Linked DNA regions of Homo sapiens: all the other regions are linked to region 1. Evidence: chromatin loops called from intact Hi-C (ENCODE). Cell type or tissue: A673. All regions are shown on one strand.

What was found. Hi-C counts contacts between places; a loop is a spot of excess contacts. Peaks named below come from ENCODE experiments on the same cell type or tissue, not always from the same donor. Only the 100,000 strongest peaks of a DNase experiment are listed, where the experiment ranks them.
Region 2: a loop joins it to region 1, with 4 times the contacts of the local background. A loop is called at or near these places in 24 of 110 quality-filtered maps.
Region 3: it touches region 1 in a loop (3-fold over the local background); 15 of 110 quality-filtered maps call a loop at or near these places.

The regions. Positions count from the first base shown.
Region 1 is chr15:37,879,341-37,881,840 of GRCh38, reverse strand. No RefSeq gene overlaps it. Among named protein-coding and RNA genes, the nearest start is that of TMCO5A, 54 kb to the left of the region's middle. In A673, a CTCF peak has its summit at 1,078 (motif pointing right); a DNase peak (open chromatin) is centred at 1,130; H3K27ac peaks cover 655 bases.
Region 2 is chr15:37,133,533-37,136,032 of GRCh38, reverse strand. No RefSeq gene overlaps it. Among named protein-coding and RNA genes, the nearest start is that of MEIS2, 34 kb to the right of the region's middle. In A673, CTCF peaks have their summits at 614, 1,220 (motif pointing right) and 2,206 (motif pointing right); no DNase peak of the experiment used is centred here.
Region 3 is chr15:37,750,224-37,752,723 of GRCh38, reverse strand. No RefSeq gene overlaps it. Among named protein-coding and RNA genes, the nearest start is that of TMCO5A, 180 kb to the left of the region's middle. In A673, no CTCF peak of the experiment used is centred here; DNase peaks (open chromatin) are centred at 1,123 and 1,193; H3K27ac peaks cover 2,454 bases.

The DNA.
Region 1 (2,500 bases):
GCATTAACAGCATGTGAGAGACACACAATTCTACATGGCAGCTTCCATCATGCATTTCCCACGCAAGAAGGGGGGAAATGGGCTCTGAGTAAATGATGGGTGAATACAGAATCAATTGTCATGTATGACAAGACACTTTCTCTCTTTGTTTAATATATAAATCAAGAGCACTTATGAATTGATATTAATTAAAATAATGTATGTGCTTTCTTTCAACAGTAACATCAGCCTTGTTAAAAACGGAACGCTAAATCTTCATTAGACTTTCAGTATTAAAAATCTTGCATGAAATATGAATTAACATCTAACTTGTTGCTAGCTAGATTAAAGGGGAGAGAATGCAATAGGCACTTAGCACTGTGGACAAAAGCAGAAGCAGCTTTCCCAAACCTGGGAATAAGTGAATATCCTGAGGCTGCCTGCATCATTGTCCATCACTACCTCCTAGCAGGAATGATTGCTAACCAGGTGAAATTATGGAATGCTATTGCTTCCATCGAATCAAGATCATATCAAAAGGCAAATGCGTAGCGAGTCAACAAATCAACAAAATGCCCAAACATAAAAATTTAGCTCTTAAAAGTGCTTAGAGTTCTGTCTATAGATGTGGAGACATGAGTAAAATGTTCTTTGTTTTAGAAGAAAGCACATACACATTTCACTGCTTCACAATCTTTTCCACACATAGAAAAATTATGAAAAGCTCAAAGTGTTGTTACTTAGCTTTGTTGGATATTGGAAGTCAGTGACTACTTGCCAGGGAACAGGTGTGTGAAACACTTTTGTTCATTCTCTTCACATAGATGGATATTTGATGTCTTCTGATCTCGTTGCATTGGTGGCCTGAAATTAAAATAGATAATTGGAATGACCAGGCTGAGACCTCATATTGCATCCAAAAATACATTATGAAACTTCAATGATCTTATTGGCATTGTGTTGTCTTAGGTGAAAGCCACTCATAAACATACTTGCTTATAAAGTACACCATCGATCTTATAATTACATTCCACCTGGATTTCTACGTTTGGAAAATGTGATTGAATTTTAGACGTCTCCGGGGGTAGTGTGTACGTGCACAGCAAAACCACAAGGTGGTGGTATGGTGTCATCGTATTTTTTAAGAACAACAAGAAAAGGGGGTTTGTTTAATGAGCTTGCACTCACAAGCCTGCTCATCTAGTGAACTGTGACTTTTCAAATACCAACCTATTAATGTCAAAGGCAATACTGAAGGGAACAGTTCTGTTTGATTTAAAAAATACAGACAATGTGAAGTCCACTATGGCCTAGTATCTATCACCTATGGGGCTCCATTCATGCCTAATGCTTTATTCAAGTAAGACCTAGTTTTTATATATCAGATTAATACATATCTACAGCTTTGCACCTTTCTCGTTTGATTTTTTTATCATCAGGGCTCACCGGGGCCATTTTCATTCCCTTACTATAGCATCTGCAAGCAGGTGGATTAGAGATAACTCTCATTGTGCTTTGTTTTCCTCCCGACACTGTCATTAATCATTCCTTAAGCCACACTTCAACTTCTAGTAATCAGGACTGGCTGCTCCTGAGCTGCACAAGAATTGCCTCTCACAGTGTAATATGGAATTGGAAGCGAATGGCTAAGGCCAGACGCCTCTTCTGCATTCCCCATCTATCTCATCATTTAGGTATTTATCCATCTAGGGCTTGTACGGAGAGCACCTCTCTCCTTCCCATGAGGACACAGATTGCAACAGAGGATCAGATTTGTTACCCAGGCTTTGGGCTTTGATTGTCCTCTTATAAGTTCGGGATTAAAGTGAAATTTCCCACAGGGCTATGCAGGATTTGCTAGCATTTAACTGTTTAACCTGGCTGTTTGTGAATGAGAATCCTGTGGTCAACTATTCCGTAGAGAATATTATGGTAAGCTGAGCCTGAATGGTACACATTCCGGTGTGTTCCTGTAAAGATGGGCGCAGTTGATTCCAATTAACTTCATGTCTGATATTGGCTGTTTTCATGTACACAGACAGCAGGGATACTAAGGTAAAAAGAAAGTCAAAGCATTCCCTTTTATAAAATATGGATGTGGGCTTTAAATAAATGCAAATCTTCTCCCTCAAAATTGTGATTTCCGCTTATGGTTTTTACACTAATTGGAGAATTAATCAGTCTTGCATTGGGTTGTTTTCTATTTTATGTAATTTTTTCATGTTCTCTAATGTGTTTATCAATTTCAATCTAAAGAGGATTTGATTCCTTATTCAACATACCTTTGAATATGACCAAAACAGAAACAGAGTTATGAATTTATTTACATTTATTATTTTCATAATGAAAAATATGTACTTAGAATGTCTTAGCTTATATGTAGAAGTTAAACAGACACAATTTCCTGATTCTTTGTTATTTCTGAAGAGAAAGGTTTTTCTAATGTGTTCCTTATTCCCAAAACCAGAGCAATGAGAAATTGGGGGAAGAACTGTTCAAAAATCAAGTCTATATTGTCTGT
Region 2 (2,500 bases), 750 kb after region 1:
TTTAAATTAAAATAAAACCCTAAAACGTCTAATTATGTTCTAGCATCAAACAAAGCTTTTTCTCCCTTACAGTTATATTTTAAATGTTTTCTTAGTGTCTAACCATAGTTAAGATTCCAGTTTACAAATATACATCTACTGTGGGTTTTTTTTTTTTTTTTTTTTACAAATTTAATAATATCCTAAAGCCTAATTTTGTGTATTGGATTCATTTAAAATGTGGTTGCTACTCAACAATTTTGGAGGAAAGTATATTACATCAGATGTAACATTTAAACTAAATCCAGAAGTTAAAACTCTCTATAAATAAGAGAAACAGAAAGACTCCCAAATAAGAAGCATGAAAGCCCAAGGAGGAAGTTAATGTGCAGCACAAAGTCTTTTGGCCTCATGAGCACTGCGCCCAATGGATTCAGCTGCAAGAAAATGAAGCATCTGGCACGCAGAGGGGAGTAGTGCAAGTGTGTGGGCTTACTGATGCCAGACTACAGAAGTGGCTCAAGAGTAAGAGGCCATTGATGAGAAGAAGGTTTGGATTAGCTGTGGCCTTGAAGTTACCCCTGGAAACTGAGTAGCACTCAGTTGTGAGAGGTGCATTAACCTCTTCAGACCACTAGGGTTCAAAGTGTTCCATAAGAGGTAATTTATTAAATGGGTCCTAATTGCTTAGTAATGTACCTTCCAAAAGTCACTTCTCTGTGCTATGATTAGGCCTGGGACTTGCCAAGTGCTGTCATTCTCTTTGTAACTCCATAATGGAACTCTAGGATGTGGGAAGCTGATCCATTGGACAGCTGTATATCTAATCCAGGTTCAGAATCCTACCAGTGAAGCCAGACAACCTTTCATTTAACCCTCCAGTGTGTAAACACTGAAATACAAAATTGATACACCTTGTTTTGAGTGCCTTTTACTAAGTACATATATGTTTTAATAGAATGTGGGTAACTGGTATTCTTCCTTTGAAAAATAGCACATTTTTAAGATTTGTGAAGTATCCCTTTCATTAAATTCTTTCTTAAAACTATAAAAATAAGCATGCTATTCTGTTTTCACTACCCACAACAAATTTTCTCTTGGCCTTTTTTGTTTCATACGGAGGCCAATCAACGTGATTTTCTGATTGGCTCCCAACACAAAACAGAGTGCATTCTATGGGTCATCCACTTGGTATCACTGATTCCCATCAGGACTACTTAGGCACTGGTTTTGTTAATTAACAAGGCCAGCAGAGGGAGTGAGAGAGCATTGCTACAAAAATGAAATCAAAATTTAAAATAATAATAATAACAGTCATATGTAGAAAATCTGACATTAAACTACGGAGGATTATATAGCGTAATCTAAATATGGAAGCAACCTTTATCATATAGGTAACAGACTAGAATCAAAGAAACAGGACTTCTAGTCATTATTATAGTTTTATGATGTTCATGAACCAGCCAAATGTAGCTGTGCCTCACTCATTAAAGTCTTGAAAATGGCCACCACAGTACCCTCCATTAAGATAGGAAAGGCTTTTGCCCTTCATGTAAGAGAAAGTGATTACGTAAAGAATGGGAATTATTGTCATAAGTATAAAGCTGTTATCATTTCTGTCTTTCAGGGCTTTAGGTCATTTCTTAGTTTTGACCACAAGTGAAAAACACCTGGTTAGTATTCCCCCATTCCCTAAGAACATCAGTTTGATTAGATCATGAAGTTAGACACATCTTATTAACATGAACAAATAATCATTAGGTTACAAGATAGCATAGGGGAATGTCTTTCTACCTGAAAGATATTATGTATTCTAATCTCATATTTGTTTTACAACTCCTATTTCCAGGCCATGTAAAGAAGTTACATATTTTCCAGAAAGGTTTTCAGACAAAGTGTTACAGTGGAGTCCTGTTCAAATCCACCACTCAATGGCTTACAGTTATTTAGAATTTCAGTTTCATTCTTAAGGGAATGTGCTGTAGTTGTGTTTTCCAGATATCTTCAATAGTGTTTCTTACGAGATAATTTGTGTGGGCCCCATAACCAGTTTCCCACAGGGCAGCTTTAAGAAAATGACCATCAAAACCAACCAGCCTTTACACCATACTGAACTAAGTAAAATCTTTCTTTGTTTTACAAGTTTCAGATAATCTTGAAGATAGTGCAACTTGTCTGGACGTTTGGCAGAAAAAATAGTTTGGAAAGTAAATATTCAGTTCTGCTTTCTCCAGTAGATGTCACTTTCTGTACATAGGATATCAAGATATATAAGATGCACAGTATCCCTTACAATGATGGCAAAAAAATAACTTTGGGTTCCAGCCATATGTAACAGTTTTTAAGCTATCAATGGTATTTTCTAGTGTTTGGAATCACAAGGAATAATAAGGCAAAATTAATGCTATTAATTAACCATCTTACACATTTCTGTGTAGCTTTGGCAATGGCCATTAAGTATAACATACAATACAATATTGCTAATGCCTTTTCAATAGTTAAAGAAAACTAAGTATTACTC
Region 3 (2,500 bases), 130 kb after region 1:
AGTCTCGCTCTGTCTCCCAGGCTGGAGTGCGGTGGCATGATCTCGGCTCACGGCAAGCTCCGCCTCCTGGGTTCGTGCCATTCTCCTGCCTCAGCCTCCTGAGTAGCTGGGACTACAGGCGCCCGCCAACACGCCTGGCTAATTTTTTGTACTTTTAGTAGAGACGGGGTTTCACCGTGTTAGCCAGGATGGGCTCGATCTCCTGACCTCGTGATCTGCCCGCCTCAGCCTCCTAAAGTGTTGGGATTACAGGCGTGAGCCACCGCGCCCGGCCACATTCTGTTTTATTAATGAGTAAATCAAACCTCAGTCCGAGGTCAAACAGGTATGGAAGGATGAAACCAGAGTCCTTCCATTCTATTTTACCACATTGCCCTTCTTTATCCTAAAGACCCACTTAATTTGTTTTTTCCATTTTTGACCTCGTTTCTACTGCTTAATATGCATGGATCCAATGAAATCATAGGTTTCCGTCTATGCAGTGCGGGTCCTGATGCAATATTAAAATAAAAATGTATTTGATCTCAAATAAAATGTGAAATCCTCTACAAGGTCAGAATTCAAGTCCTAAAACCAGTTAAGTTAGAATGTGATAGGACTCCTTTTTCTTGTAAAAATATCATCTTAAAAACCTGACTCAGGTTTTTAAGGATGGGTATCAATGAGTACATGAAAATCTGGAAGATATCTCAGGCTTTGCCAAATATTTTTGGAAATATTCAAAGGGATGATAAAAGGAAAAGAATGTTGCAGGATTATTTTTGTTTGTAATTTTTGTCACACCAACTAAGATCAGAGGGAAAATGTCATTTTGAAGTTACGTGAAGAACATTTTTGACACCAGGCTAACTCTCCACATCTTTCTTACAAATAAAAAGAAACTCTTATACATATTCCTTTCACATAGCTATCACCCAACAATTTTTGAATTATGTGATTAAAGAAGACTTAATGATGAAATATGGGACATTTTGTAGCTTAAAGATGAGATTGCCCAAGCAGTGGTCACATTCATATTAAAGCTTCCAAATGCCACGTTCGTATTAATTTTTTCCTGGCCACGAAAAGATTTATTTTTATATATGAAAACTATAGACATAAGTTTATTTCTGAGTCCACTGAATCCTCTCCTCAAAGGGCAAAAATACTTCAATTTGACCACTCAGGAATGTGAAAGAAAATATCATGTCCCTAAAAATTCATGATTTTTTAAAGCATTTCCTTCCTTCCTTCCTCCCTCCCTTTTGCTCTCTCTTTTCCTTCCTTCCTTCCTTCCTTCCTTCCTTCCTTCCTTCCTCTTTTTCCTTCCTCTTTTTCCTTTTCTTTTTCTTTCTTTTATAGAATCCACAACTTTATTTTAAAATTTTATTTATTTTTATTTTCAACCCGGGGGGATGCATGGGCAACGTTGTTACAAGGGTATATTGCTTGATACTGAGGTTTGGCATACAGATGGTCCTGTCACCCAGGTGGTGAGCATAGTACCCAATAGGTTGTATTTGGCCTATGGCCACCTCCCTTCCTCCTGCATCTAGTAGTCCTCAGTGTCTCTAGTTCTTTATGTCTATGTGTATTCAATGTTTAGCTCCCTTTTATAAGTGAGAATATGCAATATTTGGTTTTATGTTCTGTTTAATTCACTTAGGATAATAACCTCCAGCTGTATCCATGTTGCTGCAAAGGATATAATTTTGTTCTTTGTCTGGCTGTATGTTATTCCATGGTGCATATGTACCACATTTTATTTATCCAATCCACTGTTGATGGGCACAAATGTTGATTTCATGTGTTTGCTATTGTGAATAGTGCTGTAATGAACATACAAGTGCATGTGACTTTATAGTAGAATGAATTATTTTCTTTTGGGTATATGTCCAGTAATGGGATTGCTGGGTTGAATGGTAGTTATATTTTAAGTTCTTTGAGAAATCTCCTATCTCCTCTATTTTAAGTTCTTCGGAAAGCAGTTGAGAAACTGACTTTTTAATGGTAGCCATTCTGCCTGTTGTGAGGTGGTATCTCACTTTGGTTTTGATTTGCTTTTCTTTGATGGTTAATTATGATAAACTTTTTTTTTTTCATTTCTTTGTTGGCCCCTTGTATGTCTTCTTTTGAGTAGTGTCTGTTCATGTCCATGGCCCATTTTCAAATTGGATTATTTGCTTTTTGCTTGTTGATTTAAGTTCCTTTACACTCTCGATATTTGACCTTTGTCAGATACACAGTTTGTGAATATTTTCCCCCATTCTGTAGGTTGTCTGTTTACTTTTTTGATAATTTCTTTTGGTGTACAGAAACTCTTTAGTTTTATTAGGTCCCACTTGTTAATTTTTGTTTTTGTTGCAATTGCTTTTGGGGACCTAGCCATAAATTATTTGCCAAAGCTGATGTGGAAGGTATTTCCTAGGCTTTCTTCTAGGATTTTTATAGTTTGAGGTATTACATTTACGTCTTTGATCCATCTTGACTTAATTTTTGTGTATGGTGATAAGTAGGGGTC